2 separate regions of the Mus musculus genome follow, and region 2 is linked to region 1. Evidence: chromatin contacts called from ENCODE Hi-C or POLR2A ChIA-PET data. All regions are on one chromosome and are shown on one strand. Each heading gives the region's core, a stretch centred on a gene start or an enhancer-like site at or near the end of the contact. The rest is flanking DNA. Distances are from core to core; before and after follow the strand shown.

What was found. A loop is a pair of places that touch in the nucleus more often than their neighbours do. ChIA-PET counts read pairs that join two places held with the same protein, here RNA polymerase II (POLR2A).
Region 2: a map of T-helper 2 cell shows a loop between it and region 1 (2.4-fold over the local background). The contact joins the promoter of Trim37 here to the promoter of Smg8 in region 1. A Hi-C loop is called at or near these places in 1 of 37 maps with a recorded cell type or tissue (T-helper 2 cell). POLR2A ChIA-PET finds 5 or more read pairs at or near these places in 3 of 5 experiments (Patski and embryonic stem cell).

The regions. Positions count from the first base shown.
Region 1 is chr11:87,084,657-87,089,946 of GRCm38, forward strand. Smg8 (smg-8 homolog, nonsense mediated mRNA decay factor (C. elegans)) reads right to left here and starts at 2,121. Exons shown (of 4, transcript NM_024262.1): 1 at 339-2,121. The coding sequence starts at 2,097. Prr11 (proline rich 11) reads right to left here. Exons shown (of 10, transcript NM_175563.5): 10 at 4,500-5,290.
Region 2 is chr11:87,124,780-87,130,069 of GRCm38, forward strand. It overlaps Trim37 (tripartite motif-containing 37), which reads left to right and starts at 2,296. Exons shown (of 24, transcript NM_197987.2): 1 at 2,296-2,715; 2 at 4,937-5,038. The coding sequence starts at 2,695.

The sequences.
Region 1 (5,290 bases), core at 871-3,370:
AAAAAAAAAAGTATTTACTATCAAAGTTCTGCAGGGCTCTTAAAAAACAACCCAATTATGTACCAAATAAATCATCTTAATACATGAATACACACCCAGCTCAGGTGCCAGTGAGATGACACAGCAGGCACAGTGCTTGCAGCACAAGGCTAACTCCATGGGCTGGATACTTGGGACCCATGAAAAGGTTGGAGACTACTGACCTCACAACATTGCCCTCTGACCTCCAAGGGTGCGAGGTCTCTCTCAGACACACACACCACACCATACAAACACACACTAATACTAAAAGCACAGCTCCAGTTTTCAGTTCAAACTGTTGGGAACTTTGTAGCTACCTGATTTAGGTAAGGAATGAAATTTGTGGACACAGTGTTGGTCAGTCAAGCTCCTCTCTTCGCACAGCTGATGGCCATTGCTCCAAAATTTGTAGCAGTCTTCGTGTAATTGCATGGCATATTTGTGAAAGGCTGGACCTCGAGCATGCTGACTGTATACCCGAAGAGCCTGAGCAAGCTGATTCTTATGGACTGTCATGGTGTAATTATGCGGCAAGTTTGACTGGTAGGCACTATGAGCCATGGGTAAAGCTTTTTGGCACCGGTTTTCCGAGAATTTTGTGTCTATATCCAAAAACCCTTCTAAGACTTTAATACTGCTTAAAATCTTAGATGTTAGCTCCCCAGTGGGGGAGCCCAAGTCCTCTTCCTTCCCATCGATAGCCACTTCATACAACTTTGCTGCTGCAGAGATCCACTTCTGGTAAGTGGGCAGTTCAAAATGGGAAGGCTGTGGGTTCCTGCCCACACTGTCATCAAAACCTTTTTTGCTTAGGACCAGCTCCACGTGCTGCCACAGGAATTCTCGAAGAGTGAAATCCACTAGCTGGCCTGAAGAACTCGAGGTGCTGCTATCAATGTGGAAGGAGAGCTGTTGGCGGCTGTGCTGTCTCATCGCTTGGTACCGCCTAGGTCCAGAAAGGGGTGCGGGCACCAACAACGATTCTGGGTCTTTCACGGTACAATGGCTCCTAAGCTGGTCCAGCAACATGCCAATTGGGTCCTCCTCCTGGCTTCCGGGGACTATGTACACAAAAGCTTGGTTGGCAGGTACCGTAAAGAGGCAGTTGATACTCTGATTAGTCAAGACTCGACTCTTGCGAAAGATTCTATAGATCTGGTCCTCCAGGGCATGCTGCAGCCTTCTTTTGGGAGAGTGCTTCTTGGGTTTATCTGGATGAGCTGTATCCTGGCTCCGAGGCGGTTCCACCTTAAGGGCCCCATTGAGTTGAAAGAGGAAGAGGAGTCTAGGTGGGCAAGGTCGGCAGTTTAACTTCCAGTCTTTGCCAACTGGGCAATCCTTAATGGCTGTTTTGAGGAGGGGTAGTACTTTCTGTCTCAGTCCATCCAGGGCTCTGAATACACGATCATAAGTGATGTCAAAGGAACACGTCGGATGGACCAGGAGCAAGATATGACAGACAGAGAAGAGGTAAAGGAGGCTGAGACACTGTAACTTCTCCTGATGCTTCCAGAACTCGTGTGTTTCTGCATGAGGTAAAGAGAGGCCCCCTCCGGCTTCACCGCTCTGGAGGGCCCGACAAGCACGCAGAAGCTGTGAGTTGTCACAGATGGAAGTGAGAATAAGATACAGAACTTTGCTTTCCTGATTGTAATAGGCCTGCAAAAGACTGAAGTCCTGGGGACCTGGCTCAGCTCGGTTACCTTCCGCCGTAGCCATACCTCCGCGAAGTGAATCCCCGGCTGCAGCCCCGGGGTCTCCGGCTCCTCCCGCCTCTCCGACAGAGACAGCTTTGGTCTTGATTCCAGTTCCTGGATCTCCAGGATCCTGATGGTGAAAGAGTGGGAAAACCTGTCGATCGCACACAGTATTCACCAGAGAGAACTTCTCGGAGTTGAGGCGCAGAGCCGTCTTGCCGAAGATTCCCACCACGCAGATCTCATCCTCCCTCCACGGGGGCTCGGGCGTGCCAGCCGCGTTTCCCCCGCCTTCAGCGGAGGGGCCTCCAGGACTCTCAGAGCCCAGCCAGGCCGACGCCCCCATGAGCAGCTCGCGCAAGCTGACCGGCCCCGCCATGGCGGAGAAAGAGCTTCCTCTAGCGTTCTTCCGGTCCCTCGCTGATCCCAACCCACCCGGTCCTATTGTGAAATCCCTCCTCCGCCTGTTAGTCCTTGAGTTCCGGGTGTCTGTCCCTCCCCCCAACACTCCCTTCCACCCCTTTGCCTTTTCGTGTCCCTTGCAAGGTCTTAGCGCTACGTTTACTCAACTCGAGTTTAAGATATCGAAAGCTAGATTGGTTGCCGTTTCAGTTTTAAAGAATACGCCAAAACCCACAACAGTTCCAACTGATTCTTCTAACAGCTCAGCGTGGGTGGTTGATCATACTCTCACCTTTTCTGAAGACTGAGGCAGGAGAATTTCTTAATTTCTTTTTCTTTCTTTCTTTCTTTCTTTCTTTCTTTCTTTCTTTCTTTCTTCCTTCCTCCTTCCTCCTTTCCTCCCTCCCTCTCCTCTCTCTCTCCCTCTCCTTCCTTCCTAACTTCCTTCCTTCCTTCCTTCCTTCCTTTCTTCCTTTCCTCCTTTCTCCCCCATGCCCCCATTCTACCTCTTAAATGCTGCGATTAAAAGCATGCACCACTACCACCCAGCAAGGAAGAAGGATTCTTGAGCACAGCAGCTGTGCTAGCCTGATAACATACCAAGACCCTGTCTCCATAAAGAAAAGAAAACAAAAAAGAAAGGACAGGAGGGAGGAGCGAGAGCACCAAACACATTGTTGCACTTCTGTGATTCCAACATTCAGATATTGCTCTTACAGAGAAAAGGAGCTCTTGTTTTGCAGCACCCATGGCCTGCAAAACACACACACACACACACACACACACACACACACACACACACACTCCAAAATTAATCTTTAAGAAATAGAAGACGTGGAGGTGGAGAGCTACGTGTCTAGTATGCAGGAAGTCCTGTGTTCTATCCTCAGCACCAGTATAAACTGGGTATAGTGGCCCATGCTGCAAACCCAGCACTTGGGAGGTGCCAGAATGATTAGAAGTTCAAGATCATCCTGAGCTATGTCTCAAATTCAATGCCAGTCTGAACTGTAAGAAAACTGTAAGTCGTGGTGGCACGCTCCTTTAATCCCAGCACTCCGGAGGCAGAGGCAGGCGGATTTCTGAGTTCAAGGCCAACCTGGTCTACAGGACAGCCAGAGCTACACAGAGAAACTCTGTCTCGAAAAACCAAAAAATAAAAAAATCTGTTTCAAAACAAAAAGATAAACATCAACAAAAGAATTGTAGAAAATTCTAGGGAGGCAGAGGCAGGTGGATCTCTGAACTGAATTTGAGGCCAGCCTGGCCAACAGACTGAGTTCCAGGACAGCCAAGGCTACCCAGAGGAACTCTGTCTCAAACAAACAAACAAACCAATTGTGGAAAATTAATCTAATAATTTAGCATAGTGGAAATATGAATAAGTGTGCGTGTGTGTTGCTGGGGATCTAATTCATGTCTTTGTGAATGCTAGGCAAGTGCTCTACCACTGACTACATTTGTAATAGATTCTTTCTTTCTCCTTCTCCCTCCCCAACCCATTGTAGGTTCAATTGCCCTGGAACTCTTGTCCCTCCTGATTGGTCTATCTTCACACCCCAAGTGCTGGCATTACAGATGTATACCATCCATGCTTTTCACTTCTTACAATACTTATGGTTTTAAGCTAGACATAGAAGTAGGTCACTTAAGCCGAGTATGGTGGCACATGCCTTTAATCTCAGCACTCGGGATGCAGAGGCAGGCGAATTTCTGAGTTTGAGGCTAGCCTAGTCTACAAAGTGAGTTCCAGGACAGTTACAGTGAAACCCTGTCTCGAAGGAAAAATGAAGGAGGAGGAGGAGGAGGAGGAGGAGGAGGAGGAGGAGGAGGAGGAGAAGGAGGAGGAGGTGGTGGTGGTCACTTACATTCATGGAAATCTTACTTAGAAAGTCAAATAGTAGCAATATAACAGCATAAACACAGAGTACTCACTGTGCATAGAGCTGTGATAGGTCTTTTTAAAGAGTTCTTTAGGATGGGAGTGTACCCTGTGGTTAGAGCACTTGCTAAGGGGCCTTAGGTTACATCTCTAGCACCATGAAACGAAACAAAACAAACAAATCCATTGTGGAATTGATTCTCTCCATCCACCTTTCTATGGGACCCAGGAATTAAACTCAGGCCCACCAGGCTTATTAAGTGACCATCTTTACCTGCTGAACCCTCTCACCAGTCTCCATGTCTTTTATGTTATATTTGTTAGTTTTGTTTGTTTTTTAAACCTCAAGATGTGTTGTGATGGTACACGGCTTTGATCCTAGCATTCAAGAGGCAGATGCAGGTGGAACTCTGTAAATAAGGAGTTCCAAGCCAGCCTAGCTAGACAGTGAGACCCTGTCTAAAAATAACAAAGCAACATGAACTCTGGAAGCATATGATAAACAGTAGTTTAATAAAATCATACAATGTGCAGAGTATGTAAGTGCTTACAGTAAAAAGCATATACATTCTATGATAAAAATTAGTAGAAGTGGGAGTGGGTGGGTAGGGGAGTCGGGGGAGGGGGAGGGTATGGGGGAACTATTGGGATAGCATTTGAAATGTAAAGAAAATATCTAATAAAAAATAAATTAAGAAAATAGTAAACATTTAAAATAGGGTGCATTTTAATACTGATACAACAGCAATAGCAGCTTTATAAAAATTTTTTAAAAAGATTTATTTATTGTATGTAAGTACACTGTAGCTATCTTCAGACACACCAGAAGAGGGCATCAGTTCTCGTTACAGATGGTTGTGAGCCACCATGTGGTTGCTGGGATTTGAACTCAGGACCTTTGGAAGAGCAGTCAGTGCTCTTAACTGCTGAGCTATCTCTCCAGTCCCTATAACTGTTTTACCTGTAAGATTTCTATTTTTTTGAGGCAGGTTCTTACCAAGTTGCCCAGGCTTCCCTCCACCTCAGTTTTCCAAGTAACTGGGACAACTGGCAAAAGCCACCATGCCCATCCTAGTTTGTTTGTTTGTTTTGTTTTGTTTTAAACGAGCCTTTTATGCCAGAAGAATGATCAAATGTACAGTATATAGTGGTTCATTACCATTGTAAACATTATAGCTGCCCACAAAATGACATTCTACTAAAAGCCCTTACTTTATTTAAACTGACTGCCTCTTAGGTACTAAACACTGTCCCCAGGACCACTTTCCAGTCTGATGACTTTCCAACA
Region 2 (5,290 bases), core at 1,046-3,545, 40 kb after region 1:
AAGTAGTCAGCCTTCAGTTTCTTTATTCATTTCTATACATATTCACATAGAATTTTTCTTTAGAAAAAAACAAAACAGGTAAGCATACATTATACTGTAGCATTTAAAATTTTCATTTTATATGATTTCATGACATACATTATACATTTAACATCCTTTTTAACACTTGTAACTACTGTATGGCTATATCATGATTTTGTTTAGTTTCTTATTGATAATCTGAGTCATTATAAAAGTAATAGCATTTTGGGGGATGTGTCTTGTGGCAAAGGGCAGAGCAAAGTCAGCCCCTAAGTGCTGTTTTTGTGAGACATGGTCTTGGGCTAGGGCTCTGGTTGGCTTTCTTCAAGTTCTCAATCTTCTGTTTCAAGCTCTCCAGTGCTAGCAGACTCCCTCACCCACGAGCTGACAAAGGACCTTTAACCCTTACTTAGCCAACTACCAATTTAAGCACTGTATGCCTATTTTTTAACAAAGACCTCTAACTAATTACAGATTTCTTTTATTTTCTACTATTATGAACTAGCCTGATAACTAGTTCCTTAAACATTTTGGGTATATATGGCAAATATACCATAATCTATAGGCTACTGTTATCATCTGTTATACTACAGGGCAAAGGTTTCTCCATATTGTTGAGAATTCCAAATGCCATAATATTTCCCACAAACTTTTGATTGTTTTTTTAGTCTGGCGACTTAGCCCAGGCTGGCTTTGAACTCACTAAGTAGACCAGGCTATTCTGGAGATGGTTTCTGCCTGGTCATGAAAGGCTATGATTAAAAGCTAAAGACATGTACCACCACACCCGGCCTCCACAAATTTTTAGGTATAGATTAAATTTTAAAGTGTAAATAGAATGTGGTGGCATACCTATGTATATCCTAGCACTGAAGAGGCTAAGGAGGGAGTTGAAGGCTGGCATATGCTTTATAGCAAGTTCTAGGTCAGTGCAGGTGACATGGGAACATCAGCAAAAAGGTACAATTCAGGACACGTTAGTAAAATTATTCTGCAACTATCAGCCTGCATCTAGTTCAAAGACCATAAGTGGTTTGAAATGAAAGCCTTTTTTGCTTTTGGTTTTTCAATACACGGTGTCATTGTGTATCCCTGATTGTCCTGGAACTCCACCTGCCTCTGTCCCCCAAATGCTGGGACTAAACGAGTGCTCCACCATGCCCAGCTTGTGAAAGCATATTCTATCTCTACTTAATTAAATTATGTGTGTGTAGATTATTTTGGGTTATATTAATATATGTGCATGTGAGTGTGGGTGTTTTAGGTGGGCAGAATGGAGTTGGAGTATAGGCTGGAGACCAAAGGCAGGGTTAGAGAGTGGTCCTCCCCCGGAGTAGCAAGTATTCTTAACCTCTGGGCCATCCGTCCTACCTCCATAAATCTTGTTTATAGTTCATATAATTTTTAAAAAATGTTGCTAGTAACGAAAAGATTCTTTCTAGATTATCAATTCTCTGGATTGGGTTCATAAATAACTTTGTAATAAGCTTAAGAGAAGAATTAAGATTTAAGTATTTGACCAACGCCTTTTGTCTCACATACCCTCAATTTCTGCACCCTAACTGGTCTCTTCTGGAAGGAATTTAGAAGCGATTCCCTAGACTCTTTGTTAGTCCCCATAGCAAAAACAACTCAAGCTGCAAGAAAGCCTTAGTCGGTGGGATGTGGATCCAATTGTCTCACCAAAATGAGAAGACGTGGTACCTCTCCCCTGCAATCCTTACTTCCAGGAAGCTTGGAGACTTCACTATACGTCCAGTCTATCATGAACTAAAGAAACCTTGTCTCAAAATAACAGGTCAAGAGAAATCGCCGGTCCATTACAATTGGAGCTTTCAAATGCATTTACTATGGAGGGGGACTAAGTTTTTTTTTTTTTTTTTTTTTTTTTAAAGCTTAAAGTCTGCGTTTCCTCCCAGAGGCGGAAAGCAAACACTAACCAAGCAAGAGTTCCCGGCTCCAGGGTCTCCTTAGGTGACCCACAAACAATGGGAACGCAAATAAGACTCTCCGTCCCTTCCTAATACTCGGGAGCGTGGCTTCTTCCAATTAGGACGCACCAAGGAGCCTACATCACTGGCGGTAAAATCTGCGAGGCGAAGGGCACCGCGCCGACGCCCGACACGCCTCCCCGCGGCACCGCCTCTCCAAGTCTCGTGTGCTGCGCGCACCGCGGGAACCGGGCGCCCGCCTCTCCTCCCGCCCCGCTCCGCCCCGCCCCTCCCCTCCCCTCCCGCAACGCCGAGTGCGCGTGCGCATCGCGTCCGCCCCGTTGCCGCGCCTCTAGCTGCCCTGGTTACCGTTGGTGTTTGCGAATTCTCTGTGGCGCCTGTTCCGCCCCGGACGGGCCCCGCGGCGGTTTTCACACGCGCGCGCCGGCGTCACGTGGGCCAGGGCTCCCACGCGGACGCAGGCCAGCTGCTGAGGCGGGAGGAAGGCGTTGCGGCTACCGCTAGCCCTTCCCTCTCCGCCCCAGGGCTGGCGCGCGGATAAAAAAAAATGGCGAAATGCGGGGTAGCCGGTGGGGAACCCGACGGGATGGGGCGCGGAGGTGGCACTGTTGTGGGAGCCTGCTGAGGTGAGCGCAGCTGACCTGGCGACCTCGGGCCGGCGCCTGACAGCGCAGACACGGACTCCGAGGGTCGCCGAGGGCCCCGCCGAGAGCCGGAGGCAATGGATGAGCAGAGTGTGGAGGTGAGGGGCATCACGGAGGGTGGCGGCTGGGCTCCTTTTCTATCCGGGGCCCCATGCGCTCGCCCTCCCTGTGGGAGGCAGCCTCTGCGAGTCGCGGAGAGGGAGGCTGGCCCGGCGGTAGTGCTTCCAGCCCTCAGCATGCCCGGTGCTGAATCTGTTCCGCAGTCAGGTGCTGCGGAGCTCCAGCGATGCCTTGGCACCTGCTCTCGTCGCTGTTTGCAGGCTGAGCCTTTCTAGAGCAAAATTGCAAATTCATCGGAAGGACTTGCCCTGCTTTCTCGCCACGACTTGCTCTGCATGATTAAACATTTTTTTCACCCTCAGCGGTTCATTTTGTAGGACACACACACCTCTCTCACACTCGACTGACTTAAAGACTAGTAGTTTCCAGCATTGATTCTTGTAAGATGATTTCATGATTGGGGTATTTCCATAAAGGCTAGAATCATCAAAACGATTGCTTGGGGGCTGGGGGGCGTGAACCGTTCAGAGACTAAAGTACTACATGATTTTTGCTTTTTAAAAATAAGGGATAACTTACTGAGCATTGCTCTTGAGATTAACCCAGTTCACCCCCATGGTTTTATTGTCTTCCCAAAGCCAGTTAAGAGTCCGCATCTCTCAGGACCTGGTCTTGCAGTTATGACCATCAGTAATTTTCTACTTAATTGCTCTTGTGAAAGTTGTGTGAAGGTTTTGTAAACTTTTCTTGGTTTTAGGAGGGTTTAATTTTTCTGGAATGGAGTAAAAATAGACGTGGGTAAACTTCCCTGTTTTCAATTTTTTTTTAGTTATTAACTTAATGTCAATAGGGACACTCGCATTTATAGTGGCTGCAGATTTTCAGGCTCACATAATTAGTTGATTACATCAGGACAGAAATTCAGATTCTGAATTAGTTTGCCTCTAATCACGATATCTTTACAAATGTTTGTTTATTTAGTGTGTGCATGGGTGTGCATTGATGTGCCGGCGTGGAGGTCAGGACAACTTGGAGTTGCTTCTCCTTTTACCATGTGGGATTCCTGGGATAGAAGTCAGGTCTTCAGGTTTGGTGGTAGGAGCCTTTGGCAATGCTGAGCCACCTTGCCCGTTCCAGTATATCTTCTTAAAAATTTGCTCATGTCTGGACTCAGTGATGCATACTTTAATCCCAGCCCTTGGGAAGCAGAAGCAGGCAGATCTCTGATTTCTAGGCCAAGATAGTGAGCACAAGGTGTTTCAGGCTGGCCTGAGCTACATAGTGAAACTGTCTCTTAAAAACAAATTCCATCCCTTAATTACAAAAGTAGTTCATCTCCATTGTGGAAATCACAGAAGTAAAAAGTTGTCATTGTGTATTTAGTCATGCAATCTTTCTTCCATTTCTTACTGATACACACATACACAGTTTTCTACTATAAGTATTTCTGCATGCTGTATTTGGCATAATTTACTTAGTATTTGTCTGTAAGGGCTGTAATCACATTCTTACTTTTATTATAAGTACCCCCTCAGTAAGAATATTTCTACATAAAGTTTCTCTTTGCATTTCATGGTTTCATTTTTTTTTTTTGATGTGTATCAGAGTGAGTATGTGTGTGTCTGTGTGCTTGCGTGTGTCTGTTACACATACCCAGGTCATTGGTCATTACATTCCACCTTTTGTTTGAGACAGGGTCTCACTGGCCTGGAACCTCACCAGTTAGCCAGGCTAGTTGGCAGTGGGCTTCCAGGGATCTGCCTGTGTGTGCCCCTGTCGTGTCATAGCTGGGATGGCATGCAACACCATCCTGGATTGTACCTGAATTCTGGGGTTCTCAGACCCTTATGCTTTCAAGGCAAGCGCTCCATCGTTTAAGCCACTTTCTTAGTCTGTTTGTTTTTCTTGGAATCATCAGGCTTATTAAAAGACAAGCATGTTTTCCAGATGTTCTGACTAATCAAGTTCTGACAGGGAGTATAGTTAAAACTGAGCATTATTAGTACCAAGTAAGTATAAATGTTAAGTGAATTGTTTTCTTCTTCTTTTCCTTTTTTTTCTTTTTCTTTTTCTTGAGACAGGGTCTTACTGGCTTGCCTGGGACTCGTCATGTATAGTCTCAGACTGATAGAGATCGCCTGCCATTGCCTCCTGAATGCTGGAATTAAAGTCGGTCACCATCATGCCTGGCCTTGCATGAAGTCTTTTTATGTCATGTTCTTCAGTGTAATCTGGGACCCTTATCTCTTTTGTTTTCAGAGCATTGCTGAGGTTTTCCGATGTTTCATTTGTATGGAGAAATTGCGGGATGCTCGACTGTGTCCTCATTGCTCCAAGCTCTGTTGTTTCAGCTGTATTAGGGTAAGTTGTATTTCTTTTTATGTATATTCAGGTTTTTTTGTTATTAATCTTTTTCTCTTTTTTTTTTTTTTTTTTTTGAGAGACAGGTTTTACAGTGTAGCTCTGGCTGGCTTGGAACTCACTCTGCAGATCAGGTTGACCTCAGCCTTACAGAGATCCACTTGCCTCTGCCTCCCTCCTGAGTGCTGAGACTAAAGAGGGCTCCATCATACCGTGTGTATTTGGTTTATATATGCTTCACTGTAAGTATTA